2 separate regions of the Homo sapiens genome follow, and region 1 is linked to region 2. Evidence: chromatin loops called from intact Hi-C (ENCODE). Cell type or tissue: ovary. All regions are shown on one strand. Each heading gives the region's core, and the rest is flanking DNA. Links, peaks and the distances in the headings are about the cores only.

Evidence for each region. Hi-C counts contacts between places; a loop is a spot of excess contacts. Peaks named below come from ENCODE experiments on the same cell type or tissue, not always from the same donor. Only the 100,000 strongest peaks of a DNase experiment are listed, where the experiment ranks them.
Region 1: it touches region 2 in a loop (3-fold over the local background); 5 of 110 quality-filtered maps call a loop at or near these places.

What each region holds. Positions count from the first base shown.
Region 1 is chr17:8,996,225-9,012,504 of GRCh38, forward strand. It overlaps a transcript of NTN1 not described here. Among named protein-coding and RNA genes, the nearest start is that of NTN1, 17 kb to the right of the region's middle. RefSeq lists silencers at 6,784-6,893, 6,924-6,973 and an enhancer at 7,598-8,227. In ovary, for the core only: no CTCF peak of the experiment used is centred there; no DNase peak of the experiment used is centred there; H3K4me3 peaks cover 281 bases.
Region 2 is chr17:8,933,148-8,949,427 of GRCh38, forward strand. The region is part of intron 1 of PIK3R5 (phosphoinositide-3-kinase regulatory subunit 5); the gene reads right to left. Among named protein-coding and RNA genes, the nearest start is that of PIK3R5, 24 kb to the right of the region's middle. RefSeq lists a silencer at 6,387-6,496 and enhancers at 7,117-7,186, 8,934-9,013. In ovary, for the core only: no CTCF peak of the experiment used is centred there; a DNase peak (open chromatin) is centred at 8,529.

The DNA of each region.
Region 1 (16,280 bases), core at 5,029-13,028, 63 kb after region 2:
AGGCCCTGGCCCCTGTGGCTAAAATCAGGATTATGTCTGTACTGATTTACTTCCCAGCTGGGTTTCAGGAAAAGCCTCAAAAAGACCACAGGGTTGTGCCTCAGATTGGCACATGAGGCCAGCTTCCCTTGGGTCTGTGCTTTCTGGACAAAAAGCTAATACGAAGGGAGATACTCAGAGGAAAAGGCCCCATCCCACAGCCTCCCTCTCTCTATAGCCCCCTTTGAGTCTTGGCAAGTGTATTTGTGACAGCTAGAACAAATCAAATGTATTTTACAAGTTTAGCCTCAAGCAGACCAAGTGCCAGCTTTGGTAGACATGTCCAAAGGGATTTTGACCCTGGACTAGTGGTTCTCAATGGAGATGCTATTGTTCATTTAGAGATTTGGGGGGTCGTGGCTTTGGCTGTCATAGTGATTGGCAGTCACTACTACCATTTAGTTGTCAGGGACCAGAGGTACTATATGTCGTCAATGCATGTAAGCAACCATTGTGCACAGGAAAGGGTTGTCAGCCTTCCCCTACAACTTTTAGATACCCCACTGGATATTCATGTAGATAAAATATAATCTGTGCTCAGAGCCTACCTTTATTTTGTTTATGTACACAAAGGTTTGGTTTGGTTAGGTTTTCACAATTTTAACATACACTGCAGTTTCCAGGAAGGCAACTTTACCAAGTGCTGTTGCCTACTTTGGAAAATCACGTTACCTGGGGCAATGCCACTCTAGGTGCTCTAGGTGTTGGAATTACCAGAGCAACACATCTCTATCAGACCTCATTTGTTACTATGGTGTTCTTGGTAATGCTACACCTAGGTGCAAGCAGCTGACTACTTCAATATGTCATCTAACATAGTTGTGCCCAAGCATTTACATATTGGAATGTGTGTTATTTTATTTTATTTATTTATTTTTGAGACGGAGCCTCACTCTATCACCCAGGCTGGAGTGCAGTGGCACAATCTCGGCTCACTGCAACCTCTGCCTCCCTTGTTCAAGTGATTCTCCTGCCTCAGCCTCTTGAGTAGCTAGGACTATAGGTGTGTGCCACCACATCCGGCTAATTTTTTGTATTTTTAGTAGGGACAGGGTTTCACCATGTTGTCCAGGCTGATCTCGAACTCCTGACCTCAAGCAATCCACCTGCCTCGGCCTCCCAAAAATGACGGGATTACAGGTGTGAGCCACTGTGCCCAGCCCATGTTATTTTATTATACTTGGCTTCTTCTTCTTCATATTGTGTTGATATAGTGGAGGAAATTATGGATGTTGGAAGGCAATATGATAAAGGGGTGTGTTATATATTTTATTGTTTTTAATTATTTATTTTTTTGAGATGGAGTCTCGCCCTGTCGTCCAGGCTGGAGTGCAGTGGCGCAATCTTGGCTCACTGCAACCTCTGTCTCCCGGGTTCAGGCGATTCTCCTGCCTCAGCCCCCAAGTAGCTGGGATTACAGGTGCCCGCCACCACGCCTGGCTAATTTTTGTATTTTTAGTAGAGTTGGGGTTTCACCAAGTTGGCCAGGCTGTTCTCAAACTCCTGACCTGAAGTGATCTGCCTGCCTCGGCCTCCCAAAGTGCTGAGATTACAGGCGTGAGCCACCGCGCCCAGCCAAGGGTGTGTTATAGAATATTTGTTACAAAAAAAGAGGATGATGCTGTGGAAAAACTCAGACAGGTGCATCACTGCCTTGGTTGGATGGCAGTACATGAGTCCACATGGAGCTAACGCTTTACCCAAACCATGCCCTTTATTTGTAGACATCCACTATTTTCTCTAAATAGAAGAAAACTTTTTTTAGTGAGTGGAGCTGATTAGAAAAAATTTGTTCCATTATAGTTGATATCGTTATATATAACTCACAGATGGACCCACATCACTAGCAAACTATTTGTATCGTTTCTCCAAGCCCAGCATTTACTGTGCGAGCCACCTGGGGGCCATTTTTGTTGCCCGAGGTGGTGCGCCTGCGCCACCTGGTGGACTACGGGAAAGTAGCAGATCGGTGAGATGGGTTGAGGCACCTTCATTTGCAGATGGGTAGGCAATAATAACATGAATATTATCAGCTAATGCACTTATAGGGTGCCTATAAGTGCATTAACTCCTGCAGAACTCACAAAATCTTTATGACATATAGTCACTGTTATCTCCTTTTTGCCCATGAGGAAACCGAGGCAAGTAGTGAGTAGAGAGGCAGAGCTGGGATTTGAAGCCTAGTGGACTGGCTCCACAGTTGCTGCTTTTAATCACCCTGCTATAAGCTGGGCATGGTGGCACACAGCTGTAGTCCCAGCTACTTTGGAGGCTGAGGTGGGAGGATCACTTGGGCCCTGAGATGGAAGTTGCAGTGAGCTGAGATTGCAGCACTGCACTCCAGCCTGGATAACAGAGTGAGACCCTGTCTCAAAAAATAATAATACAATTAAAAAATTAATCAGTCTGCTATGGACTTGCAAGTAGCTGCTCTCTTGGGAGACACTATTCTGAGAGTCAAAGGCTGTACTGTGAACATAGGGCTGCCTTCAGCCATCTCTTTCAGGGCAGTAGGGTTACAAAGACAGAGAGAAAGGATGGTGTGCTCAGTGGCTCACACCTGTAATTCCAGCACTTTGGGAGGCCAAGGTGGGCGGATCACCTGAGGTCGGGAGTTCGAGACCAACCTGACCAACATGGAGAAACCCTGTCTCTACTAAAAATACAAAATTAGCTGGGCGTGGTGGCGCATGCCTGTAATCCTAGCTACTCGGGAGGCTGAGGCAGATGAATCGCTTGAACCCAGGAGGCAGAGATTTCAGTGAGCCAAGATTGCTCCATTGCACTCCAGCCTGGGCAACAAGAGCGAAACTCCATCTCAAAAAAAAAAAAGAAGAAGAGGAGGACTAGAAAGAGAGTACCTAGTATTAGGACATGGTAAGATCTAGAAGAGTCTTGCCATTGTATGGACCATGGCAATCTTTGTGCCTACTGTGTGAGGAGGGTGTTTCATTCTTTTGGCAATGAAGGGCTCTAGAATGGCTGAATCCCTAATTATGTTGCAAGCTTCGTGAAGGAAAAGTACACATTCCCTGTTCACTTCTGTGTCACCAGTATTTACCCCAGGACCTGACAGGTATTGAATGTTCAATAAGTATTTTTATTTATATAACATCTGTGTTGAGATATTCATATACCATAAAATTCATCCATTTAAAATTTACAATTCAATTGTTTTTAATATATTCACAGAGTTCTGCAACCATCACTGTAATCAATTTTATCACCCCTAAAGGAAACCAGGTTACTATTAGAATTCATTCCCCGTTACCCCCAACTCCTATCTCTAGCCCTGGCAACCACAAATCTACTTTGTGTCTTTATGGATTTGCCTATTTTGGACATTTCATTATAACTGGAACCATACAATTTTTTTTTGTTGTTGTTGTTGTTTGTTTGTATGTTTTTTTGAGATGGAGTCTCGCTGTGTCGCCAGGCTGCAGTGCAATGGCGTGATCTCGGCTCACTGCAACCTCCGCCTCCCAGGTTGAAGAGATTCTCCTGCCCCAGCCTCCTGAGTAGCTGGGACTACAGGCGCGCACCACCGTGCCCAGCTAATCTTTGTATTTTTTAGTAGAGGTGGGGTTTAACCATATTGACCAGGATGGTCTCGATCTCTTGACCTCGTGATCCACCCACCTCGGCCTCCCAAAGTGCTGGGATTACAGGCATGAGCCACTGCACCCGGCCCACAGTCGTATTTTTTGACTGGCTCCTTTCACTTAGCATAATGTTTTCAAGGTTCATCCACTTTGCAGCATGTATCAATTCTTTATTCTTCTTAATGGCTGAATAATATTCCATCGTATGGATATATTGCATTATATTTATCCAATCATTAGTTGATGGACATTTGGGTTGTTTCCAGTTTACGGCTATTGTGAATAATTCTGTTATGAACATTTGTGTATAAGTTTTTGTGTGGACATGTGTTTTCATTTCTTTTGGATGTATTCCTAGCATTGCAGTTGCTGGGTCATATGTAAATATGTAACTTTACATTTAACCTTTGAGGAACTGCCAGAGTATTTCCAATGGCTGCACCAGTCTACATTCTTACCAACGAGGTATAAGGGTTCCAATTTCTCTATATCCTCGCCAACACTTGTTATTATCTGTCTTTTTTATTACAGCCATCCTAATCATTGTGAATTGGTTTTTCATTGTGGCAGGGCTGTTGCTTTTTAATCATAGGCAAATAAACACCCAGCCTATTGAAGCTGGATGGTACCACAACAACCATGTGGTCCAATTTGTTCATTTTATAGGAGAAGCAACGAACGTGTTAAGAGAATAAGAAACTATCTCAAGGTCACACTTAGTAAAGGAGGCAGTAACAGAACCTATAGATTTTTTTTTCTTTTAAGAAAGAAAGGAAATTAAAGCCAGATGGCATAAAAAGAGAGATAGAGAAAGAGAGTCTTCTATAAAACCTAGGAGAAATTTCTTTAACCATAAAACCAGAAGATGCTGGGTGCAGCAGCTCATGCCTGTAATCCCAACATTTTGGTAGGCTGAGGCAGGAGGACCACTTGAGTCCAGGAGTTTGAGACCGCCTGGGCAACAAAGAAAGAATCAAGGCTGGGTGCGGTGGCTCACACCTGTAATCCCAGCACTTTGGGAGGCTGAGGCGGGCGGATCATGAGGTCAGGAGATCGAGACCATCCTGGCTAACACGGTGAAACCCCATCTCTACTAAAAAAAAAAAAAAAAATACAAAAAATTAGCTGGGCATGGTGGCAGGCGCCTGTAGTCCCACCTACTTGGGAGGCTGAGGCCGAAGAATGGCGTGAATCCAGGAAGGGGAGCTTGCAGTGAGCCAAGATAGCGCCACTGCACTCTAGCCTGGGCAACAGAGCGAGACTCCATCAAAAAAGAAAAGAAAGAATCAAAAAGATTTTTTGATTCTACAAAAAAATTGAAAAATTAGCCAGGCATGACAGTGGTCCCAGCTACACAGGAGGCGACGGTTCTCTATTTATTCCTTCAGTCATTTTAATGGTTATTGGGGGAGGTGTGTCAGTGGACCATCTTGGACCAAGGTTTGGATCCCTTGGGCCCAAGAGTTCAAGGCTTCAGTGAACTGCGATCGCACCACTGAGCTCCAGCCTGGGGACAGAGCAAGGCCCTGTCAAAAAAAAAAAAAAAAAAAAAAAAGCACAAGACAGACAATGAATCAATAACTAATAAAGGATAGTCATAAATAGTTAGTCATGGATCCTCTACTACGTCTTAGGTGCAGAACACGGTAAGTGCTTTACATTTGCTTCCCTGTTTAATGCTAGCAACATGCCTATTTTAGAGAGTTGAAGTGTAAATAAAGGATTATGACCCTAGACTCTTATATCTAACTACTGTCTGTGTATAAAGTAACAGACAATCTGAGACATGCGAAGACTCAAAAAATCCACCGTCCATCCACCCTTCCCCCAAGGTTTACTCAAAGTAGCATTTCAGTGGTGTGAGAAATTAATCAAAGTAAGGAACTCAGGAATGAGGAAGTCATTTACGTAAATGAAATGACAATAAACAATGTAGGCAGAAAAACTGAGTTAGAAGGCTGGGTGCAGTGGCTTACACCTGTATTCCCAACACTTTGAGAGGCCAAGATGGAAGGATCACTTGAGGCCAGAAGTTCCAAACCAGCCTGGGCAACTCATTGAGACCTTGTCTCTACAAAATAAAAAGTGTTTTAAAAATTAGCCGGGCGTGGTGGCATGCACCTGTGGTTTCAGCTACTCGGGAGACTGAGATGGGAGGATCTCTTGAGCCTGGGAGGTCAAGGCTGCAGTGAGCCATGATCCCGCCACTGTACTGCACTCCAGCCAGGATGACTGAGCAGGGCCCGGCGCCCCCACCGCCCCCCGCCCCCACACACACCTGCGCCACCACCGCCCCCCACCCCCACACACACCCACTACCAAAAAAAAGAGAAAAACTGAGTTAATTATGAACGTAGTTTGAAATCACAATGCCAATGTCAAAAAATGATTCTTCAAAGAGCAAGCATATGATGTAAAATTTTAATAATGGCCTGAAGCTAGGATCCTAGTTTATGCCGGCAAACCTGTGTCCTCCAGCAGCCTTAAGCTCGGCAGAGATTCCCAGGCGCCGGCCTCGCGGGTGAACTGTCACACGTACCCAGAGCTTGGAGGAGGCGCGCCGGGGGAGTGTTGTGCTGGGGATTCCCAGGCCGGCTCCTGCTTCTCGCCTGATGAATGTGGAGTTCCTTCAGCCATCCCTCGGATCCTCTTAAACTTTTCTAAGTTTCAGGAGTGTGAATGACGCATTCCCCTAGTGTTAAGTGGCGACAGTTCTCCCTCTATTTTATCTCTTCAGTCATTTTAATGGTCATTGGGGGAGGCGTGTCAGCAGACCATCTTGGATGAAGGGCAAAAAGACCAGTTAGCATGGAATTGAGGTTTGTCGCTGGTGATGGCAGTGGGGACATGATCGCACGTCCTTGGGTCAGACTTCTCAGCTCTCTCCTCCCCATTTTTACCCCCAGCACTCGGTCAAACAAACAGACAAACAAAAAGACCCCTGCAACTCCCAGACAAACCAAAGCTAGAGTGTGTAGGTTGGGTGGCTTTCTGTTGGATAGTTGTGTGTCCCAAGTTACACGCATCCTATCTTGGCCCAGCTCCACTGGAGCCCGAGCGGCGGGGCGCAGGGTGCGAGCGGGAGGCTGGTGTTCTGCCCGCGATGGGCAGGGGAGCCGGGTGGCCGCGGGGCGAGGAGCCGCGAGGGCCGGGCCGGCGTGACACCACCTGGCGGAGTCTCGGGGAAGAGTCTTAAAGGCGCGCGCTCCTCCGTGCCCCGCGCACTCGAACGGGAGCCGCGGAGAGCTCGCCTCCCGCTGCCGCCGGCGCCTCGGGGAGGTAAGTGCCACCCGCGGATCCCGAGTCGCGGCCGGGTGGGGGCGGCCCGCGGCTGCCCCGCGCTCGGGAAGCTCTGGCTGGGGCTGCGGTCGGAGGGCGGCGCCCAAGTTTTCTTGAAGGCCTCGGAGGGCAGCTGGAGCGGCGTAGAGCCTGCGCGGGGATGGCGGGGGTGGCCGCGGGCCGGGGCCGTCTGGGGGCGGCCATCCCGGGCGGTGCGTGGAAAAGTAGGCACTGGTGCGCGGCGAGGGGCGCACGCCAGAGCCCCAGCCCCGCGTCCTGCGCACTTGGCGCGCTCTGGCCGCGGTCCCGGCGAGCCCCAGCCTGCTCCGGGCCGCGACCCCGGCTCCGCGCCTTCCTGCCCGCCCGGGTCCTTTGTAGCCCGCTGGCCCCGCGGTCGCGCACGGTCACGCCGGCAGGTCGCGCTCGGCGGCCGGCCAAGCCAGCCCCGGCCCTGCCGCGCCCGCGCCCCGGGCCACCCCGCCCGGCCCCCTCGGCGCTGCACCCCTCGCTTTCCCCATCTCCAGCCGCTCGCTATTTTCACACCTCCCGGTGCCCCGGCCCCGGCGCCTGATTCAGTGCTTAGTAATTAATTTGGCGTTTCAGAATGGTCAGCGGGCTGGATAATGGGTGCATTCATCCCCCGGGCTAATCTGAACAGAGGTGGGAAGAAAGGCTTTCACAGACAGAAAATGCCATTCGCCGAGCGCTCAAAGGGGCTGTCACTCCCAGAATAAATCGCCGCCGCGCCCGCCGGCTCCTCTGGCCATTTCCATACAGCTCCGGCCCGCGCCGCGGACCCGCCGGCCTCGGCCTCGGCTCCCGGGAATCACTCACTCGAGTGCCTTCGACGGGAAAGTCGGGCGAGAGCTGGACCCAGGCGGGGGCCGAGGGAAACGGGGAAACTGGAGACTCGGGTGAAGGCCGCAGGGGACAAAGAGATTGATTAGAAAATCAAACGCGCATCTAGAAGGAGGCGCAGGCGACTGCTCAAGGCGCGGACGGCGGAGCTGGGGCTCGGGAGCGTCCGTCCAAAACCCCCGAGGTTCGCCAAAGAGGAGGGCCCGCGGCCCAGACCCTCCGGAGCGTGCCCGAGGCGACACGGCAAGCTTCTGGGGCTCCCAAATTGTGAATGGAGTTCAATGCACAAGCATAGATAGTAGAAACAGGGTCGACCTGCACAGACTTTTTATTCCGAGTTCCTTGTGCTATCAGCCCCGTCGCCCTCGCGGCCTGGAAGGTGACACGGTGTCTTCCCCGGCCTCCTGCTCGCCACCCCTGTTGGGACCCTCGGGTCCGCCTGGGGACATCTGCTGAGCGGGTGACGGAGGCTTTATCCTTTGATCCCTTCTGGATCCGGTGACGCGCTAAGTGTTGGGCACGTACGGCCTACGGAGTTTGAATGCTGGGGCCTTCCTGTTGCGGCACCCCCAGCCCACTGGTGCAGCGGGATCGTGCGCTCCCGCCGCAGCCCTAATCCAGAGGACCGCGCCGCGCCAGCGCCTTCAGCCAGGCTGTGGCGCCTCCAGTGGGTAGGGCTGGCTCGGCTCTAGCCAGGTGAAGCTCCAGACTCTGGATTTTCCCGTCTTCGGGGTTCAGCGTGTATCCACCTCACCCGGCCGACTTGGCCCTGGGCCCTTTCACCCAGTGGAATCCTGCCACTGGGAGAAGAGAAAGAGCTGTGGCTCTATGGCGAAATCTTAGCTCGGTTGAGAGGCAGAACTGACACAGCTGGGACGAAGGGGAGTTTCTGGAATGGCCAGATGCGTGTCCCAGGTGTGTAGGGGAGATGGAATCTCCGTACTACTCATCAACTTCTGAGTGGAAGTCATCCCTCCCCTCTGTGTCTGTTTCCTCATTTGCAAAACAAGGATAAAATGAGATCACATGTGGCCCCAAGTAAGGGGGCTCTCAGTAGAAGGATCCCAGGCACCGCTCCCACCACTGACCACCAACCTTGCTGCACCTCCCCCGCATCTCTCCACGTCTTCACCAACATTCTCCTGGGAGCTTTAGCGACTCCCAGATTTTCTCTCAGGCTGCCTCCACCCACCCCTTGTGGCTTTCGGGTTCTGATATCCAGCTGTCCTTGAAATCACGCTTTCTAAGAGTTGGAAACATCCTTCCACAGATTCTAGAGCCATTATACAGATAGTGATATTGAGGCCTAAAGTGACTTGCAGTTGTCACCCAGCTAATTAGAGGGCTTGAGCCAGAATGGATTTCATGGCAAACAGTGAATCTCGGACTCTGGGCATCAGACTTCCAACCGCCCCCACCCCGACCCAACACACACACACATACACACACACCCTCCCTCCTCCTCCCCACCGCTGCCCCACAGCTTCCCTACGTCTGGGGAGGGGCCCAGAAGGCTGCATTTTAAACAAGCATCCTGAAGCATGTTGATGCAGGTGGTATAAGGACCATATTTAGGGGAATGCAGCCCAAATCAGGTTCTTTACCTAGCAGGCCCTTCTCTCCCAGGACCATGGGCTTTGCTTGTTCTATGTGCGTCACATATGATCTGCAGAACAGTCTTTTCGGTGTCCTCCCAGACTGGAGGCCATAGTGGGTGAGGTCTATTTCTAGGAGATGCTCCAGTATCCTCCAGAATGTGCAGCCAATGAGGGAGCGGCAGGGGGTGAACTGTGCACCCAGCCAGATGAGGAGAGGCCAGAGTGCACCGCAGGCTGCCTGGATGTTGAGTCCCCAAACCCAGGGGCCTTCTCTTACCAATGTGCTTTCACAGCTGGACCTAACACTGCACACTGCAGGCCCCACACAGACAGTACAAATGTGCCCAGAGGCCCCCCTTGGCAAGGCAAATCTGCCCACGCCAGGGACAGAGCAGCCGGCCATAGGGGGACCCATGCCAGCAATAACCCAGGTGTGAGCTGTGGCCCAGAATGCCAGCACCTGCCCCTTCAGCATGCTGGGGTTTGGAGGTGTGAAGTGGGCGGTGGAGGGGCAAAGAGAAGGCCTGGAAAAGTGGAAGAAAGTGGGTAGGGGGAGGAGAAGCCATCAGGTACGGGGGTGGTGGGTAGTGGGGGGGACAAGTCCCTATTTATGTAAGCCATTTGTAGCTGCGAATTGTAAAACTGGGCAGGCTTCTCTGGAGTAATTCATAGTGTTTGGACAAGACAAACATTGTTCTGCTTTAAACAAACCTCCAGAAAGGTCAGCTTGGTTCATCCCTTTGCTGCGAGTCGCTGAGACTATCCAGATGATGAGAAAATCAGATCTTCGCTGAGGGGGCCCAGGCAGGAGGTGGTGGACTCCTGAGCCCTTTGGATGCTGAGCGAGGACACCCAGTGCAGGGAGGGGCCTTGGCTCTGTTGAAAAGGCTGGACTCCCAATCCGGAGCCAGGAGATGTGAGGTGTGTGTGTGCACATCACAGATTGTGAGATTTTGATGATGGCAAGGACATCATCCACATTCTAGGGCCAAGCCAACATGACGTGCAACATGAATCTTCTTTATGTGGAAGAAGAATTGATGGGAAATGAAGGTTCATGGATGCAGAACCAAATTAACCCAACTAATGCTATGCCCAGATATGGCCCTGGACACCAAGAAATCCATGTTCCTTGCATATGGATGCCCTGGTAGGGCCCTTCTGTGTTCATTTAGCAAACATTTTTGAGTGATCACAATGTGTCAAGTTTTGTGCTGGGTACTCAGGGTTACAGTAGGGAACAAGAAAGATATATTAGTAGCACCCACTCTTGGGGCCTATAGTTCTGGGTTATCCTCTCCTTCCCTGTCTTCCCTAAGAAGAGAAGCTGTTCACAATTTCACTTCCAGCTTCTCCACCGCCATCATGGCCTCACCAAGCCCCCTGGCCAAGACCCAGCATACCAGCTCCCTCCACGGGGCCTGACAGTAAGTGCTCAAGAAATGCTAGCCGCCATGGTTATAATTACGAGTACAATTGTGATTACGAGACTCCATTGTTTTCTTTTCTTTTCTTTTTTCTCTCTCTTTCTTTCTTTCTCTTTTTTCTTTCTTCCTTTCCTTTCTTTCCTTCCTTCTCTCTCTTCCCTTTCTTTCTTCCTTCCTTTTTCTTCCTTTCTTTCTCTCTGTTTCTTTTCTTTCTTTCCTTCCTTCCTTCTCTTTCTCTCTTTCTTTTCTTTCATCCCTTCCTTCCTTCTTTCTTTCTTTCCCTTCTTTTCCTTTCTTTCTTCCTTTTTTCTTTCTTTCTCTTTCTCTCTCTCTTTTCTTTCTTTCCTTCCTTCCTTGTCTTTCTCTCTTTCTCTCTTCTTTTCTTCTCTCTTTCTTTTTCTTTCTTCCCTTCCTTCCTTTCTTCCCTTCCTTCCTTCTCTTTCTTTCATTCATTCATTCTTTCTTTCTCTTTATCTTTCTTTCTTTTTTCTTTCTTCCTTCCCTCCCTCCCTTCCTTCCTTCCTTTCTTTTCTTTTATTTCTTTTCTTTCTTCCTTCCCTCCCTTCCTACCTTCCTTCCTTCCTTCTCCTTCCTTCCTTCCTTTCTTTCTTTTCTTTCTTCCTTCCCTCCCTTCCTTCCTTCCCTCCTTCTCCTTTCTTCCTTCCTTCCTTTCTTCCTTTCTTCCCTCCTTTCTTTCTTTCTTGCTTGCTTGCTTGCTTTTAGAGATGGGGTCTCCTTCTGTCACCCAGGCTGGAGTACAGTGGCATGATCATGCCTCATTGTAACCTCCAACTCCTGGGCTCAAGCTATCCTCCCACCTCAGCCTTCCAAGTAGCAGGGACCACAGGTGCAAGCCACAATGCCTGCAAATAATTTATTATTATTCTTATTATTTTTGTAGAGATAGGATTTTGCTGTGTTGTCCAGGCTGGTCTCAAACTCCTGGCCTCAAGTGTCCTCCCACCTCGGCTCCCCAAAGTACTGGAATGGCAGGTGTGAGCCAATGCACTTGACTTAGACTCTGTTCTTGAGTGATCTATCTGACCCTGAGCTGAAGTGGATACTTTGTATTGATATTTACTATTCATTCTCATTGTCTTATTATTAATGGCTTATTAACAATACATTATTGATGCTCATTAACACTAAAGCCCAGTGTCTCTGTGGTGCCAGTCATCACTGTCCTGTACATGATCTCTGTTTGCCCTGTAGTAAGCTTGGTGATGGCAGTATCACTGGATTTGCTGGTTCTAGGCAACTTTTTAATTTAAGTTAATTAATTAATTAGTTTATTTATTTATTTATTTTTGAGATGGAGTCCCACTCTGTCCCCCAGGCTGGAGTGCAGTGGTGCGATTTCAGCTCACTGCAACCTCGGCCTCCTGGGTTCAAGTGATTCTCCTGCCTCAGCCTCCCCCAGTAGCTGGGGTTACAGGCATGTGTCACCACGCCCAGCTGATATTTTTTGTATTTTCAGTAGAGACAGGGTTTCACCGTGTTGGCCAGGCTGGTCTCGAACTCCTGACCTCAAATGATTGGCCCACCTCAGCCTCCCAAAGTGCTGGGATTACAGGCATGAGCCACTGTGCACCCAGCAGTCTATGCAACTTTATGAAAATTGTTTAGGGCTTTGGACACTTTAGGGTCTTCTGCATATGGTTTTTTACTCAATACTCCTGATATCCATGGAAGGAAGAGAGGGCGGGAGAACAAGGAAGGAAGATTACTATCCACATTTTTCAGAAGAGGAAGTTGATACTTACAGAGGTGAAGTGATTTGCCCAGCATCACGGAGATGTTAACGGAGGGGACTATGTCTGACTAGGGTACAATCCAAACCCCAGCTCTACTAAAAATACAAAAATTAGCTGGGCATGGTGGTGGATGCCTGTAGTCCCAGCTACCTGGGAGGCTGAGGCAGGAGAATCACTTGAACCCAGGAGGCGGAGGTTGCAGTGAGCTGAGATCGCACCATTGCACTCCAGCCAGGGTGACAGAGTAAGACTCCATCTCAAAACAAGACAAAACAAAAACAAAACAAAACAAAAAAAGCTCTGTCTTGGGACTTTTGCACATGCCATTCCCTCTGCCTGAATGTACACTTCCCCCAAATAACATCTGTCCCCAGAGCTTCCTTCCTCACTTCACTCATTCTGCTCTACTGGGTCCTTCTTAGGGAGTCCTTCCCCAAGTACCTGCTTGAAATCCAAACAGTCCTCTTGGGCCTGCATCACCCTGCTGACCACCCATGGAGCTCCCTGCAAGCAGACCTGGAAACCAGCGCTCTCTGGGCGACCCCATAAAGCAGGTGCTTGGCCAGAGGCTAGGAAGTGGCTCCCTGGGCGAGGTCATGTCCTTCCCACCTTCTGCGTAGTTTCTGGCATTATTCTGGGGGCTGGCATGGTGATGCTCCTGCCTGATATCAGCATCCACAGGTGAGGGGGACATTCCTTCCTTCCCCACCAAATCTTAGTTTCCTTTGCCATCTTATTATGGTTGAATAATCCATGCACTTAACCATTCTGTTTGGAATCAATGATCCATGTCTGTTTTCATCCTTGGAGTTAAATCCTCTAAATTTTCTTTCTGTGTGATATATAAACCAGCAATACCTCATTTTACTGACATTTGGGGGAAATAAGCTGTTCTACATAATTGGTTTTTGCAGTTAACAGTAGCTTACTCCTTGAAGCATAGAAACTTTTTATGGAATCATATTTCATGAAAAACATTTTTCCATCAAAATCATGACTTTTTTCCCCCGCCTAAGTTAGCGGAATTGAATACAGCAGGTGTTCCCTAGGTGTGGCTGAATGAGTGGCCCCCAACCCGTTTTGATGACTCACAGCCATCTCTGGAAACAGCAGCTCCTGGGCAATTTGCTCAACCTCCCTGACGTCAGTTTCCTCACTCGTAATCTGGGGAACTTTGGATGAGATACTCTCTAAGGGCCGCCTCTGTCCTTCTCTAACTCTGCTGGGCTCTCATACAGTAAAGCCCTTGGGAATTTTTGGTGGTTGCAGGACCAGTCTTGCCTCCCTGAATGGTGGCTGGGATAGGATTCTACTGTCAGCTGTCACTTCTCAGTGCATCCATGTTCAGCAGTCACCATGTCCCCAAGGATCTTAAGCTGTGGCTCTCCAGTCCCCTGGAAGAACAGAAGATGTCTGACCTAAGGTTATAAAGTCTTGTAAATGAAGAACTCCTGGGGTCCCTGCAGACTGAAGTCCCCTGTGTCTTGGCTACTGTTCTCTCAAATGCCCAGGAGGCTATTCACTTACTTCTGGACTGTGATCTGGGTTGTAACGGGTGCTGCAACCGTGGCCTCTAGAGAAGAGGTTTACAATACCTTAATACAAACAGCAAGCACTTGGCAAGCTTCTGTTGACTGCTCTGAACTCAGTGTTGTGGGGAGGGAAGGAGCAGTGAGATGTGGTCACTTCCCGTAAGAAGAAAACCCAAAGGAAGACTTCATGAATGTTTTAAGACCAGCGTGTTAGTGGTCTCTCATTTTGTTCCTTTCATTTGCCCCAAGCATGTCTTTTAAGATTTGAAGAAGACTCTTAATTCTGGCATTTCTGAGATTTGCTGGGATATTAGTTTCCTGCGGCTGCTGTAACAAATTCCCACAAATGGTTGCTTAAAACAACAGAAATTTATTCTCTCACAGTTCTGGAGGCCAGAAGTCTGAAATTGGTATCAATGGGTTGCAATTAAGGGCTGTAGGGCAGCGGTCCTCAACCTTTTTGGGACCAAGGACCAGTTTTGTGGAAGACAGTTTTTCCATGGGCGTGGGGGTAGGGGATAGTTTTGGGATGATCCAAGCGCATTACATTTATTGTGCACTTTATTTCTATTATTATTACATGGTAATGTGTAATGAGATAATTATACAATTCACCATCATGTAGAATCAGTGTGAGGCTTCAGCTTGTTTTTTTGCAACTAGATGGTCCTATCTGGGGGTGATGGGAGACAGTGACAGATCATCAAGACTTAGGGCCTTATAAGGAATGTGCAGCCTAGATCCTTCTCATGTGCAGTTCTCAACAGCATTCTTGCTTCTGTGAGAATCTAACGCAGCTGAAGATCTGACAGGAGGCAGAGCTCAGGTGGTAATGCGAGCGATGGGGAGTGGTTGTAAATACAGACGAAGCTTAGCTGCCTTGCCCTTGCTCAAGCTGCTCATGTCCTGCTGTGTGGCCTCGTTCCTAACAGGCCACAGACTAGTGGTAGTTCCTGGTCTGGGGGTTAGGGACCCCCGCTGTAGGGAAGGATCCTTTCCTTGCCCTTCAGCTTCTCATGGCTGCTGGTATCCCTTGGCTTGTGGCTGCATGGCTCCAATCTCTGCCTCTGTCTCACGCAGCTTTATCCTCTTCTGTCTTGTCAGATTTCCCTCTGCCTGTCTCTTGTAAGGATAACTATGATTACATTTAGAGTCCATCCCGATATGCCATAACAATTTCTCCATCTCAAGACCCTTAATCACGTCAGCAAAGACCCTTTTACACCCATATAAGGTAACATTCACTGGTTCCAGGGATTACAGATATGGATATCTTTTGGGGGGGCATTTTTTTTGAGACGGAGCCTGGCTCTGTAGCCAGGCTGGAGTGCAGTGGCACGATCTCAGTTCACTGCAACCTCTGCCTCCCAGGTTCAAGTGATTCTCCTGCCTCAGCCTCCTGAGTAGTTGCGAATACAGGTGCGCACCACCATGCCCAGCTAATTTTTGTATTTTTGGTAGAGATGGGGTTTCACCATGTTGGCCAGGATGGTCTCGATCTCTTGACCTCGTGATCCACCCACCTCGGCCCCCCAGAGTGCTGAGATTACAGGTGTGAGACACTGCGCCTGGCCCTGGGGGGCTTTTTTAGCTCACCGCACAGAGCTGGTCACCACTTTAACTGTCCATAATTCTGTGGTCTTTAGTCAATTAATTTGTAGTGCACTCCTATTTTGTGCCAGGCAGTCTGTTAAACCCTGGGGATTCTGAGGGAAAAGAATAGTTCCTTCCTCAGACGCTATGAAAATCAGAGCTATGTGGAAAAGAAGGAATCTGGGCCTTAAAGGTATCTAAGATGGATCTTGATGAGCTCAAATTCCCCATCAAAGTCTGCAAGGCCCTGCTTGGTCTAGCTCTCAGCCTCCCCTCTGAGCTCATCCCTACCACTCCCCATCTCATTACTTAAACAAGCTCTGGGCCAGGCGCAGCAGCTCACGCCTGTAATCCCAGCACTTTGGGAGGCCGAGGTGGGTGGATCACCTGAGGTCAGGAGTTCGAGACCAGCCTGGCCAACATGGTAAAACCCATCTCTACTAAAAGTACAAAAATTAGCTGGGCGTGGTGGCGGATGCCTGTAGTCCCAGCTACTTGGGAGGCTGAGGCAGGAGAATCACTTGAACCCGGGAGGCGGAGGTTGCAGTGAGCTGAGATCGCACCACTGCACTCCAGCCAGGGTGACAGAGTAAGACTC
Region 2 (16,280 bases), core at 4,623-12,622:
GGAAATATTCTTCAAAAACAAAAGTTAGGAAACTTAATGGTGTGATTGAAATGTTTTATATATTGTTAGGTCTGTGGATGACATGGATGTACACATTTGTCAAAATTGTACAGTTAAATTTTTTACATTTTAATGTTTGTAAATTTTTCATGAAAAGAACTATAAAAATAATCAAAGGGTTGGGAAGTGAAGAAAGTTATAGGTAAAACAATATTTTTAAATAATGAAGATAAAGACATTTGAAGACAAAAAGATGCTGAAAAGATGGTCACCAGCAGACATGTATTACTAAAAATGCTTTTTAAAAAGCTATTGTATCAAACCTTTAAGAAAGAAATAATATCAATCTTACTCAAATTCCTTCATAAAATAGAGGAAGAGGAAACACTTCCCAATTCATTGATGAAACCAGCATAATCCTGATGTCAAAACCAGACAAGAACACTACCAAACAAAGAATAGTACAGATCAATATCTCTCATTTTACATTTCAAGATGCAAAAATTCTTATCAAAACAATTAAAAATGAAGTCTAGAAATATATAAATATAATCATTTCCGAAATAAGTAAAAATATATAAAAAGACCAAATGGGACTTACCCACTTGGAATGCTGTACTTGGAAAGTTGTTGTACTGAAAGTCATTGTACTGAAAGTCAACTTTCAAAAATTAATGTAATTCACCACATTAATAAAGAAGAGTGAAAAAAAATCACATAACTACTTCATGAATGCATAAAAAGCCTTTGAAAAAACTCAACCCCCGTTTATAAGAACCCTCAGTAAGAGGGAACTGCTCAAACTTATAAAGAGCATCTATGAAAAATCTACAGTTAACATCATACTTAAAGGTGAAAACTGAACGCTTTTCACCTACTATTGGGAGCAAAGCAAGGATGTCTGTTCTTACCTACTCAACATTGTTCTGGAGGTCATAGCCATTGCCATGAGGCAAGGAAAAAACACGTATATATCAGGGAGGAAGAAGTAATGCTGTCTTTACTCTGAGATGACATGACTGTATACTTAGAAAATCCTAAGGAATCTATTAAAAACTACCATTAGCGAATTTATCAAGGTTACAGAATACAAAGTCAGTATTTAAAAGTCAATTGTACTTCTACATATTAATAACTACCAATTTGAAAGTGAAGTTTTTAGAAACACCATTCATAATAGCATCAAAAAGCCAAAATTCTTAGGGAATTTACCAAAGAATGTGGAAAACCCCCACCATTAAAACTACAAGACATTGCTAAGATAAATCAATGAATACGTGGAGAGATATGCCACATTTATGAGTCAGAAGACTCAATATTGATATTATGTCAGTTTTCCTCCAAGTTCATCTATGGATTCAATGCAATCCCAGTCAATATCTCAGCAAACTTTAAAAAATAGAAATGAATAACATGCCTTCGGTATATGGAAATACCAAAGACTTAAAATAGCTAATACAGTTTGGGAAAAGGACAAAGTTGGACGACTCATCCTATCTGACTTCAAGATTTGCTCTAGGGCTACAGTAATCAAGACAATCTGGTACTGACGATTTAAGCACACGTAGATCAACACAATAAGTCGTATCATGGGTTTTTAAACATAAATAGAACCATAGTATACATGTTGTTCTATGCACGGTTGTCCCTGAGAAAGCATATCTGATTACATCATTCTCTCCCAGCCCTCTGAAACCTTTCCTTTGGGTTTTCATTGCCTTGAGTCAAAACTCAAGCCCATAACATGGCTCACTGGACCCCAAGAGTTCTGTGCCCTTCTTCTCTAGTCAGTCTCAAACCTCTACCTTTCCTCTCCATAAAACTTCTTCCTGCATGTGCTGCCTCTGCCTGAAACATTTCCACCATGTTCCCCTGTTTCTGATGTGGATCTTAATATGCATTCTTCTGTCTTCCATTTCCAGGTCACTTCTTCAGGGGAGATCTTCTGACCTCCAGGCTTGGCTGGATGTCCACCCCCACCCTTTCAGCTCCCAGAGCATCTCTGCTTCCACTGTGCCTGCGTTATAACTGCCTATTTCTCTAGCGGGCTTTCAACTCTGACGTCAATGTCCCATCTAACATAATGGTTCTAACCCCAGTGCCTGGCACAGGGTCTGGGCAGATTCTCCCTGGAAAGTTACATGAGTGTGCAAACGAAAGCCCCGCCCAAATATAGGCCCATGATGTTATGACCATATGAGCAATAGGGGATATTCCTCTGGCTTCAAGGGGAAATCACGTCTATTGCAACGTCCCAGTGAGTCAGTCTTCAGAGGTGTTGAACGAGTCGTTTTTGGCCACCCACAGTGTGGGCAGGTTGCCTGGGAGACCTGCTTCCTTCCTTGTTTCCTCTGCCAGAGGCCAAAGGAAGAGATTCAGGTCAGAACCCAAGCTTCCCCGGAGCTGTTCCTAAGACCTCAGAGTACAAATACAGGATAATTTATATTTCTATTAATTTATTTCTTTCTGTACATTGTGCTCTCCCCTCACCCTATCCCCATGCTAAATAAGAAGGCAACCATCCTGAGGAAGGTTTGTGGCAGGAAAGTGAACAGCTCTGAGCTCCCGGACAGCTCCTGGCAGGATGGGGCTTGGCATCGGATTTCAGTCAACATAAGAAGACAAGGCCACGCATGGTGGCTCACGCTTGTAATCCCAGCACTTTGGGAGGCTGAGGCGGGCGGATCACGAGGTCAGGAGATCGAGACTATACTGGCTAACGCAGTGAAACCCGATCTCTACTAAAAATACAAAAAATTAGCCGGGCGTGGTGGCGGGCACCTGTAGTCCCAGCTACTCGGGAGGCTGAGGCAGGAGAATGGCGTGAACCCGGGAGGCGGAGATTGCAGTGAGCTGAGCTTGCGCCACTGCACTCCAGCCTGGGTGACAGACCGAGACTCCATCTCAAAAAAAAAAAAAAAAAGGAGACAATGTTTATTTCTATTTCTTTTATAGACTTTAATTCTTAAAGTAGTTTTAGGTTTATAGAAATATTAAAGTACAGAGAGTTCCTATATACTCCCTCTCCTTCCTCCTCCCACCCACAGTTTCCTCTATTATTAATATCTTCCATTAGTGCGGTTCATTCGTTAAAATTAATAAACCAATATTGATACAAGAGTAGTCACTGAAGTCCACAGTGTGCGTTAGGGTGCACTCTTTGTGTTGTACAATTCTATGAGTTTCTCCAAATATATAATATCAATACACATTACAGTATCACAGAATATTTTCACTGCCCAGAAAATCCCCTATACTCCATCTATTCATCCTACTCCCTCCAGCATCTGGTAGCCATTCTTCTTTTTTACTGCTTCCATAGATTGGCCTTTTCCAGGACATCACATAGTTGGGATTATACAGTATGTAGTTTTTTTCAGATTGGCTTCTTTCATTTAGCAATATGCATGCACTTAAGATTCTTTCATGTTTTTTCATGGCTTGATAGCTCTTTTCTTTTTCCCACTGAATAATATTCCATTGTATGGATGCACCTTTATAGTAAGTCTTACAAGTCTCTATAGCAGGTCTTAGTAAGTTAGTAATGTCAGTCTTCTGACTTTGTTCTTCTTCAATGTTGTGTTGTTTATTCTAGGTCTTTTTCTTTTCATATAAGTGTTAGAATGAGTTTGTCAATATTCACAAAGTAATTTATTGGAGTCTTGATAGAGATTGCATCGAGTCTAGAGATAAAACTAAAAGAACTGACAGCTTAACAATAGTGAGTCTTTCTATACATGAACATGGAATACCTCTCCATTTATTTAGATTTCTGTAGATTTTTTTATCCATTTTATTGTTTTCTCATATAAATCTTGTATATATTTTGTTAGATTCATATCTGATTATTTCATTTTTTGGTGCTAGTGTAAATGGTATTGTATTTTTAATTCAAATTCCAATTGTTCATTGCTGGTATATAGGCAAGCACTTGACTTTTGTGTATTTATCTTGCACTCTGAAACCTTACTATAATTGCTTAGTTCCAGGAATGTTGTTTTTTGTCATTGTTGATTCTTTGGGATTTTATACATAGACAATCATGTTATTTGGTGAACAGAAACTTCCTTCCCAATCTGTATACCTTTCATCTCCTTTTCTTATATTTTTGCTTTACGTAGGACTTCCAGTACGATGTTAAATATGAGTGGTAAGTGAAGACATCTTTGCCTTGGTCCCAGTCTTAGGGGGAAAACATCTAGTTTCTCACCATAATGTTAGCTGTACGTTTTCTGTATAAGTATTTATCAAGCTGAAGAAGTTCCTCTCTATTTCTAGTGTGATGAGAATTTTTATCATAAATGGGTATTGGACTTTATCAAATGTTTCTTCTGTATCTAGTTTTATGATTTTTCTTCTTCAGCCTGTTGATGTAATTAACTACGTTAGTTGACTTTCAAATATTGAATCAGCCTTGTATATCCAGAATAAATCCCTCTTAGCTGTGATCTATAATTCTTTTCGTGTATCGTTGGATTCAATTTGCTAATGTTTTATTGAGGATTTTTACACCTATATTAATGAAAGATATTGATCTGTAGTTTTCGTTTTTTGTAATATTTTTGTCCGGTTTTGGTATTAGGTAATGCTGGCCTCATAGAATGAGTTAGGAAGCACTCCCTCTTCTTCTATTTTCTGGAATGGACTGTAGAGAGTTGCCATCATTTTTTCTTTTGTGTGTGTGTGTGTTTCACTCTTGTTGCCCAGGCTGGAGTGCAATGGCACAATCTCGGCTCATTGCAACCTCCACCTCTTGGGTTCAAGTGATTCTCCTGCCTCAGCCTCCTGAGTAGCTGGGATTACAGGCACCTGCCACCACACCCAGCTAATTTTTTGTATTTTTAGTAAAGACGGGGTTTCACCATGTTGGCCAGGCTGGTCTTGAACGCCTGACCTCAGGTGATCTGCCTGCCTCAGTCTCCTAAAGTGCTGGGCTTCCACATGTGAGCCACCGCACCCGGCCATTTTTTCTTTAAATGTTTGGTAGAATTCACCAGTGAAACCATCTGGGCCTGAAACTTTTTTGTTTTGGAAGATTATTGATTCAATTTATTTAATAGATATAGGCCTATTCAGATAATCTACTTCTATTTGTATGAGTTTTAATAGAAATAAGAAATTATTCCATTTCATCTAAGTTAGCAAATTGGTGGGCATAGAGTTGTTCATAATATTCCTTTATTATCTTTTCAATGTCCATAGGTTTGGCAGTGATTTTTACTTTTTTTCTTGAGCTGTAATTCATGTAACGTAAACTCAACATTTTAAAGAATACCCTTCAGCGGCTTTTACTATACTCACTAAGTATGTAACCATCACAACTATCTGATCCCAGAATATTTTCATCGCTCCAAAAAGAAACCCTATACCTATTAGCAATCACTCTCCATTCTCCCTCCCCTTATCCTCTGGCAACCAGTCATCTACTTTTTGTCTTTATGGGTTTGCTTATTCTGGACAATTCATATAAATGAAGTCTTATGATATGTGGTCTTTTGCATCTGGTTTGTTTCACTTAGTGCATGTTTTCTAGGTTCATCCATGTCGTAGTATGTAACAGTACTTACTCCTTTTTATGACTGAGTAATATTTCACTGTGTGGACATACCAAGAATTTCTCAGATACACTTGAAGCATTTCAAGTATATATTTGTAATTTTATTTCTCAAATGCTTGAATTTATGGACCAAGATTCATATTGGATACATGGGAGCTACTTGCTCAGAGCAAAAGAAAAAGATGAGAGACAGTATCCAGGTATGACCCAAGTTTACCTTTCTACATGAGGGACAGTAAGAAATGAACGTAGCCTGGAGTTTCCTCTGTAAAAAGAGAATCCTGCTTGAGTCTTGTGGGCTTACATAAGCTGGTGCCACCGCCATCAGCTACTACCCACAGTGAGTTCCTACTACCTGTCAGCTGCTGGAAGAGGCAGGCACTTTCACATGGGACAATCCTTCCAGGTGGTCATTCTTCATCTCTGTTTTACACATAAGGAAACGATGGCTCTGAGAGATAAAGTCACTTTCTCAGGATCTGCAGCAAGTGAGAGCAATGATGCTAACTCAGGCCTGCCGAACACCAAAGCCCTCCCCAGCTGTCAGGTAACACCTCGAATTCTCTACCCAATTGCTCCAGCAGTAGGAATTCCTAAACTTTTTTGCACCATGGGACCATTCAGCAGTCTGACATCTACAGACCCCTCTTCAGAATAATGCTTTAAATGCATGAAATAAAATACACAGAATTGCAAAGGAAATGAGTTACACTGAAATACAATGGTCAAACTATTTTTAAATCATCAGATTTATGAAATGGGAGTATACGTTCTTCTCATTAACACATGAAATAATAAAAGCCCAGCAGTGAGTCTAATCACTGTGATCACCTAAACGTAGTAAAGAGCATGAATGACATTTGAGGTATCTGCAACCTCAAAGTGACACGAAAACATCTGGATTTCTGTTGGTGACAAAGTCACAGGTGCTACTGATATGACTGTGGTTTTTGCCTACGTTCAAATGCGAACTTCAGTTACAGGTGAGTGAAAATAACGATGCCACGTGTTCTCCATCCAAGTTCACGGATGCCTGGCTGAGAATCTCTGCTCCCCAGAAGCTGTGCAGCCAAGAGGAATGGGAACGTGGCCCCTCCCTCTCCCAGGGACTGTCATTGCCTTTTGATATTCATGTATTCTGGAGTCCTGGTGTGAGAAGGGGTCACCTTCCTGCCCCAATGTCCTTCCCTACTCCAGAATTCCTCAAATCTGCGTATTTCTGGAAAGCTCCAAATAGAGTGTTTCAGTTCTCATGGTGGTCCCCATCTCAGCTTAGTCTTACACATCTCTCTCAGGACAGTTTAATTCCTTTTAAAAACAACCCCCAGAGAGCTGCGGGGAGTTTCTAATCTCTCATATCAGGCTTCTTGTATGACTTCACAAGGGCAGCCCCTAAGCCTGCTTCCCCTGGGAGATGGGGGCCTGGCTGAAGGTGTGGTGTCAGAGCCTCCTGCATTGATGAAAACCCAGGAGCAGAGCCCAGCAGGGAAGAGCCCCCAACCTGGGGCAAGCAGCTGGGCACGTGGGAGGCCCTGCCCTTCTCACCTCACTGGGGCCTGTTTAGGGAATGGAGAACCTCTCTGGACCTGTTTACTTGACCATAAAATGGGAGAGGAGTCTCTCCACCGTGGTACATTATGAAGTTCAGAGCTGCTGCAAGAAGGCTTAAGAACAATCCCAAAGCAACCACCGGCCATCCTCAAGAGCTCATCCCTGACAAGATGGGACCCAGGAAAACTCACGAAGGGACGCCAGCAAACAGCAGCCTTGTAACACTTTCCTGAAGATCCCATACACAAAACGACCACAGTTCCCAGCCTCCTGCCTGCTAAGGTTTTTTTGTTTGTTTGTTTTTTGTTTTTGTTTTTGTTTTTAGAGACAAAGTTTTGCTCTTGTTGCCCAGGCTGGAGTGCACTGGTGCAATCTCGGCTCTGCAACCTCCGCCTCCCAGGTTCAAGTGATTCTCCTGCCTCAGCCTTCCGAGTAGCTGGGATTACAGGCATGAGCCATCATGCCTGGCTAATTTTTGTATTTTTAGTAGAGACAGGGTTTCACCACGTTGGCCAGGCTGGTCTCAAACTCCTAACCTCAGGTGATCTGCCTGCCTCGTCCTCCCAAAGTGTTGGGATTACAGGTGCGAGCCACTGTGCCTGGCCCCTGCTGTGTTTTTGAGAGAGAGGCAGGGAGGAGCTGAGTTGGGACACAGCCAGAGTGTGGACCCAGACCTCCTCACCCCTTCCTCTTCTTTATTCAAGGCATCCCCGCTCCTCTCTCAGCCTCAGTGTTCCAGTGGGTAAAGAAATGAGGGCCCCTCCAGCTCCACTGTGACCCAGCAGGGAAGAACAACTTCTGATCACAGCCACAGCATCCCTGTGTGTCAGCAGCAGGACAATGGGAGCCACTCCAGCTGTCCCAGTTGCAGCAGGTCCTACTGTGCAGAGACCACTTTGCTTCCTGTCTAACCACCATGACTGAGGGGTGTAGCGGGATAGATATGGGGTTGGTGGGGAGGCAGAGAGTAGGGAGGCAGGTGCAGGGAGGCCAGGCTCCACAGAGGCACGTGGCCAAGGTGACTCACCAGCACATTTCCATGGTTCTCTGGATCTGGCCCCCTCCCCACGCAGTGATTCGGGTTGGGGGAAGAAGGCAGCAGAAGACAAGAAGGAGAAAGAAAAAAAGGGGATGTGCAGAGAGGGAAGAGTGACCAGAGACGGCTTGAAGGACTAAGTTGAACAGAATAATACCCTTAAAACACCCTGATTCTGAGACAGATGAAAGGAGTTCAAAAACAAAAACAAAAAAGTCAAAATGTACACCAGCAGCCCCAATGTTTCCTGTTTTTCTAACAAATCACCAATGATTTCCAAGAAAAGCAAGCTGTGCTGCGCTTGCCCCCAGGCACAGCCGCAGAATTTGCACATCTGGCCTGTGCTTCGAGAGCGGCCCACGCGGCACCGTGGCACAGGATGTGGCGGGGCAGGCGGCAGGGTCTGCAGGGCAATGATCCCGAGAGGAGTGTGGCCAGGAACCCTCTAGGGAACACCTGCCGTGGTTGTCCCTGCTGCTTGCGGCCTGTGGATATCAACCTGTCACCACCTGTCAGCCAGTTCATCCTACGGCCTCCCTCAATCCTGCCTGCTGCATTAATGCAGGCATCGAGATGCAGGCAGTAGGACAGGGGAAAACAGAAAGATCCCCCTATTTACTCAGAAGACCCTTCGGGAGGATTTACATGTATGGACTTTCCCATGACCATCTGAATTCTCTGAGAATTTCCCGTTAGATGGGCGTGGGGGCTTCAGGGAGGCTCAGGGGGCCGGGTTTCCTTGGAGACAGGGAGCTGACAGCTCAGGTAGAGGCGAGGTCACCCTGCCAGCTCCTCACAACGGGGCCCTCATCTCCCATCCCATCTCCAGCTTCTCTCCCTTCCATTGCAGAGGGTCTCACAGGGTCCTGGGGTCTTTCAAAAGCCCCTAGAGGGAAGGGCAGACCCTCGAGCTGGGGCTGAAATCAGTCTAGTGACCCCAGGACCTGTGCCCCTTCCTATCTTGGCCACCTCCCAGGAAACCACACCTGACCTCTGCCGGCCTGACCCCATCCAGAAATACACAGCTGCCCCTGGAGAGCCCCTCCCTGCCCCCACCCTGCAGCCTCTTCTCTGTTCCACCCATAGTCGGAGCCTCCTTGCAGCTCCTGCCCCCACTGCTGCCTCACCCATTCCTGCCACCTCACCCATGCCACAACCCCCCATCTGCAGGAGCTCTGCTCAGCCCCACCAACACCCTGACAGGGGCAGGTTCAAAAGACAGTCTGCAGGAGGGGGTGAGGTGTCTTGGGTGGGAGGAAGGAAGACAGAGGGAAGCTATGCAGCCTTCATCTCCTGTCAGCCTTATTCTTTTTCTTTCTTTCTTTCTTTTTTGAGACAGAGTCTCGCTCTGTCGCCCAGGCTGGAGTGCAGTGGTGCGATCTCTGCTCACTGCAAGCTCCGCCTCCCGGGTTCACGCCATTCTCCTGCCTCAGCCTCCTGAGTAGCTGGGACTACAGGCGTCCGCCACCACGCCCGGCTAATTTTTTGTATTTTTTAGTAGAGAAGGGGTTTCACCGTGTTAGCCAGGATGGTCTCGATCTCCTGACCTCATGATCCGCCCGCCTCGGCCTCCCAAAGTGCTGGGATTACAGGTGTGAACCACTGCACCCGGCCCTGTCAGCCTTATTCTTATTTGGCTGCTGCGCCAGCTGGACAAAGCAGATCACGTCATACACACACACACACACACACACACACTTTGCTAAAACATTTGAAAGTGAGTTGCAGGCTGTGGACATCATAGCACATCACTCCTAAACATCAGCTTGAACCTTTTTCTTTTTCTTTTTTTTTTCGTCAGGAGACAGGGTCTCGCTCTGTTGCACAGGCTGGAGTGCAGTGACACAATCACATCTCACTGCAACCTTGAACTCCCAGGCTCAAATAATCCTCCCACCTCAGCCTCCTGAGTAGCTGGGGCTACAGGTGTGCACTACAAAGCCTGGCTAATTTTTAATTTTGTTTGTTTGTTTGTTTTTGTAGAGATGGAGTCTCAATACGTTGTCCAGGCTGGTCTCAAACTCCTGGCCTCAAGCAATCCTCCTGCCTTGCCTTGGCCTCCCAAAGTGCTGAGATTATAGGTGTGAGCCACCATGCCTGGCCTTGATTGAATCATATTAAACATGAGAAGATATTAGCAATTTCGTGGGGTTCAATCTAATACTTGAGCACACATCTCTCAAGAAAAGAGACATTCTTGGCTGGGCGCGGTGGCTCATGCCTGTAATCCCAGCACTTTGGGAGGCCGAGGCGGATGCATCATCAGGTCAGGAGTTCGAGACCAGCCTGGCCAATATGGGTGAAACCCCGTCTCTACTAAAAAGTACAAAAATTAGCTGGGTGTGGTGGCGCGCACCTGCAGTCCCAGCTGTTCAGGAGGCTGAGGCAGGAGAATCGCTGGAACCCAGGAGGCAGAGGTTGCAGTGAGCCGAGATTGTGCCACTGCACTCCAGCCTGAGTGACAGAGCAAGACTCCATCTAAAAAAAGAAAAAATAAATAAAAGAAACATTCTCCAACCTTCCAACCTGACCACACCTGGCAAATTGACAATAATTCTGAAACATTGTCTGCTGTACCCTAGGGAATATACTCCTTTTTTTTTTTAACTTTTATTTTAGGTGCGGGGGTACATGTGCAGTTTTGTTATGGTAAACTCGTGTCACGGGGGTTTATTGGACAGATTACTTCGTCACCCAGGTACTAAGCTTAGTACCCAATAGTTATTTTTTTCTGATCTTCTCCCTCTTCCCACCCTCTGCTCTCAAGTAAGCCCCAGTGTCTGTTGGTCCTTTCTTTGTGTCCATGAGTTCTCATCATTTAGTTCCCACTTATAAGTGAGAGCATGTATTTTGTCTTCTGTTCCTGCATTAGTTTGCTAAGAATAACAGACATCCTGTTATTCTATTATGTTATCTATTATGCTGAGAATAATAGCTCCATCCACATTTCTGCAAAAGACATGATCTTGTTCTTTTTCATGGCTACATAATATTCCATGGTGTATATGTACCACATTTCCTTTATCCAGTCTACTGTTGATGGGCATTTAGGTTGATTCCATGTCTTTGCTGTGTGAATAGTGCTGCAATGAACATATGCATGCATGTGTCTTCATGCAGAATGATGCATTGTGGTGATTTCTCAAACAGGGAACATACTTGCTGAGCATCTGTTGTGTGCCCATCATCAGAAGCACATCCTCTGTAAAGGGAGCAAGATGAATTAATTTATGAATAAAGCTCCTTCAGGCACTAGCATTCCATGATTTTATTCTGGAATGATGAGGTTGTGTTTTTCCTTCCCTGGGGAATGAAGAGTGGGAACATACCCTCTGGTGAAATGGGAACATGGGACCACTCCTATATCCATCTTTACTCTCCAGACCTGTCTTCAGGCTTCAAAGGCACCTGGCTAGGGCAGGAACACGGGTGATCCTAACGGAAGTACCAGGACACGGAGCTGGAGAGTTCCTCAGCCTTCTCAAGTGCAATTCTTGGGACCCTCCTATATCTAGCCATCCTGGAACTTTGTGATAGTGGCACACAGGTAACTATATCCAGGGACCTACACCTAGGCACTGAGACATGTGACTGGGGAAAAATGGCCTACACTTACGCCCTAATGTGTTAGTTCCGCAATTTCCTGCTGAGGTTAGCAGATGAACGTCCAGCAAGTCCACAGCAAATGAATACACTTGAGAAAGTCAGGGTGTGGAAGAGGTTCTTCCTCTCCAGGAAGATGCTGGTGCTTGGGGGTCCAGGAAGCCCTGCTGTGGAGCAGCCCAGAGACCTGGCAAAGCTTTCTCATTGTTTCAGCTGTGGCAGGCTTCTAGCCAAACCCTGGCTCGGCCCCTCACCCCACTTCGAAGAGGGGATCTACATCCTCCCCAGCTGCAGGAACACTCACTCCCTGGCAGGCCCTGGCTTCCTATACACTCAAGAGGCACAGCTAAGGCCTAGGAGTTGTGCCAGGAAACCAGCCACTGGGGTGGGTCATTTGATTGACACTAGCTCCAAGAGATTCTTCCCTTACAATCAGTAGGTCTGCCTCCCACCCCAGCCACACACACACACACTCACACCCTTCAGGGAATGAGAAACTGGTCCCAGGGCTGTATTCCCTCCACCTGGCAGCCCCTTGGCTACTCCTTCATAAGCGAGGCTTCACTGGTGACCCAGAGAGAGCCTGGGACAGGACTGCTAGCAGCAGTGGGAAGAGGAAGGCTGGGCATCACAGCAACCACCTTGCACTGGGAGTTTCTGCTAGACAGGAGGCAAAGCAGACATCTCAAATCCACCGTAGTCCAGAAACAACACAAAATGAGAACTCCTCCCCAGAAAAATAGAAAGTACTTATAAGATTTTATGTCCCAAAGATGATCCCAACAATAGCTCCCATCCCACCTCTCCTTTACATTACAGCCTTGCCACTTCTCCATCAAGAGGTGGAATCTATTCCCATCCCCTTAAACTTGGGTGGGCTTGTGACTGCCACAATCAAAACAGATTATAGCGGAAGTGATGCTGTGTGGCTTCCAAGGCTAGGTCACTAAAGACCATGCAGCTACTGTCTTGTTTGCCAGAAGGTTTGAACTTGGAGCTCTGAGCCATCAAGTGAGAAATTAGATTATCCATCTGGACGTTGCCATGATGTAAGGAAGCCCAAACCACATGGAGAGGCCCCTTGTAGGCATTCTCATTTACAGTTTCAGTTACCAGCCGTTTGATCTTCCCAGCTGAGACCCCAGACATCACTGAACACAGGCAAGTCATCCCTATTGTGCCCAGCCCAAATTCCTGGCCCACAGAATCCACGGGCATAATAAAACCGTTGCAATCTTACACTGCTGCATTTTGGGATAGGTAGGTAGTTACACAGCAATGTATCTGGAACATACACATCTGGTGTGACTGCCAGCCCCTTACCGAGACCAGGTCCATCTGGTGTGAGTGCCAGCCGCTTACCGAGATCAGGTCACATGCCCAGAAGCCACTAGACCACGTGTTCAGAAAAGTCCAGATGGAAAAGCTAGAAAGAAAACTACTAGAAAGAAAATTACTGTGACACCATCCACCAGGCACCTAAGAAAACTACTAGGAGATGGTGCCATCCACCAGGCACCTATGAAAACTACTAGGAGATGGCGCCGTCTGCCAGGCACCTAAGAAAACTACTATGAGACAGCACCATCCATAAGGCATCCAAGATAATCACAGCAATTCAGAGGCAGAAGGGCCCTCAGAGGCTGTCCAACCTAAGTGTGTTTACTCAAATAAAAATTCTTACCAAGTGAATATGAGCACAAGATGCTTTGCTGCGTGTTGTGGTAGCTGCAAAGATGACTAATACACTGCACTTCATTTCAAATGCTGAGCTGCTCACATGCCAGCATGTGCCCCGCCATGTTCTGAGGACTCGAATGACCACAGCAGCACAGCAGCCCACTCCTGCCTCTCCTGCCTCAGGACCTTCGCGCCTGCCGTTCTCTCTGCCTGAGTGCTCTTCTTCTAGGTGTCTGCCTGGCTCACTCCTTCACTTGTTTCCCTTCTTCTGTTCTCAAGGAGGACTCCTGACAAGCCCCATCTCGGCTGCCTCCTGCCTTACTTTTTCCCACATCTCCCTCACCCATGGACATACGATACATTTTGCTTTTGTACTGTTCTCATTATATTTCTGTAACTCCCAGCCCCATTAGAATGTGAGCTCCATGAGGGTCCAGCTGAGTGCCTGGCACATAATTTGCTGAATGAATGAATTGAAAGATGAAGAGGTTTGAAGGAAGATGAGAGAGAAGCGCATGGGATGGGATCACACACCCCGCCTGACTGAGATACAGATGCGGCTTTTCTCGTGTGCATCAAAAAATGAACCTAGAGCCAAGGTTTAGGACTGGCAGAATCTTTGCCTGGATAGCAGCTTGGTAGCTGATTAGGTTGGAGCCGGGCTCTTAAATGAATCCCTGCTCCTCGGTCATCTCATCTGTTGGAAGGTCAAGTTAGTGATGAGGAAGATTACTGTCCTATCTTCTGCCTTTAATTCTCACCAAGAACAATGAAAGCTTTGTGAAATAGCAGTGAGAGGAAAATGGGGAGAAAAGGACCCATGACTGGGGTTTGTAGTAATCACGGAAGAAAATGCTAGACATAGTCAGACGCGAGTCATAGACTTTATGAAAGCAGCTATCCAAGGGGCTGGGAATTGTTTCCGTGCGTATCTAGTCTATTAAAACAACAACAACAACAAGAGGCTGGAAGTCAGAGAGGGTGGCTTAACAGGGAAAGAAAATGGAAAATTAAGCTCTGAAGGCAAGTCAGAGAGTGTCACAAGGGAGAAAAGAGGCGGAAATGTGAAGGAGCCAGTGTGACTTCCTGGGGCATACGTCAAGATGGAATCAAGGTCCCCAAGTTAAGGTGATACGAAAGAGAGAGAATGAGCGTATCATGAAAGCAAGCCTTAAGAAAAATACAGCAGCTGGGTGCGGTGGCTCATGCCTGTAATCCCAGCACTTTGGGAGGCCGAGGCCGGTGGATCACAAGGTCAGGAGATCCAGACCATCCTGGCTAACACGGTGAAATCCCATCTCTACTAAAAACACAAAAAATTAGCCAGGTGTGGTGGCGGGCGCCTGTAGTCCCAGCTACTTGGGAGGCTGAAGCAAGAGAATGGTGTGAACCCGGGAGGCGGAGCTTGCAGTGAGCAAAGATTGAGCCACTGCACTCCAGCCTGGGCGACAGAGCGAGACTCCGTCTTAAAAAAAAAAAAAAAAAAAAAAAAGAAAAGAAAAGAAAAGAAAAAGAAAAATGCAGCATACATCAAAAAGGACCCGTAAAGCTATTTTCAGAGTCCAAACCAGAAGAAATCAGGCCAGTAACTCAAGACAGTGGCCGACGCATGAGAGAAAGCCGAAATGCGCTCCTATGTTGCCTCCATCTTTTCCTCCACTTATAAGTAGGAGCTAAAGCTTTACCATGATAAGCTTTACCATTGTAAGGAGAATGGTTAACCCACTGGAAAGCATGAATCACAGATGTTTTATTTAGTCAGCAGAAAATATGTATTGAGGGTCTACTATTTGAGGGACTTCACTAGGCACTGGGGGTCCAGAAATCTCACAGAGCTCGTGGCCAGGAGGAGGATTGAGAGGTCACTACACAATGTGAAGGAGCAACAGAAAAATATGAAAAAGACAACCCAGTAGAAAACTGGACAAAAGGCTTGAATAGACGCTTCACAGAAGAGGGTGTCCAAATGGCCACTAAACATGTGGAGAGGTGCTCCGCTTCATTAGTCAGAAGGGAAGTGCACATTCCCACCACAAGGCAATACCACTACACACCCAGCAGAAGGGCCAAAATGAAAAAGGCAAAAAAAAGCACTGTTGTGAGGATGTGAAGCCACGCAAACCCTCACGGCTGCTGCGGGGAATGTACGCTGGTACGACAACATACCCAGTGGAAGATGCTCTATCAGACCCTAAAGCTCAACTTCAGCATGCTCCAGGCCCCAGGTATATGCCTCCTAGCTACATGCCCAGTGGACATGCAACAGGAAGTTCAGAGAAGCACCATCCAAAATAACTCTCAAACTAGAAACTACCCAGTGGGTTAGGTGTCCCAGTGGAGGCTAATATGGGACAGGTGCCATAGGAACTTGGAGGAGGGAGAATGTCTATTAGCAAAGCTTCTCCAAAAAGGTGACTCCCGAGATAACATTTCAGGAAGGAGGAGCTGCCCTGGGTGAGATTCAGGCATGAATCTCATGGTAGGAAAATAAACTGAGGCAAGAGGCGGGAGACAGCATGGTTCCTTTAGGGAAATGCTGGCAGTTCAGCCCTACTGAAGGGTAGGCATGACATGGGGCACGCTGGGAGATGATGCTGCATGGGCTGGCATGGTAGACTGTGAACAGCCTTATCTGCCAAGCTAAGTGCTTAAGGGTTTACTCAAGCGCCATGTGGAGCCACTGCTAAATTTCGAGCTGGTGAATGACACATCAGCTTTTGGATTTGGAAGGTTGTACCAGCCACAGGGTGAAAGGTAGATTGCGGGGAAAGGGTCCGATATTGAAACATCTGATGCCAAATAGGGAGGCTTGCTGCTGAAAATGAGTTTAGGATTGCAGAAGAGAATAAAGGC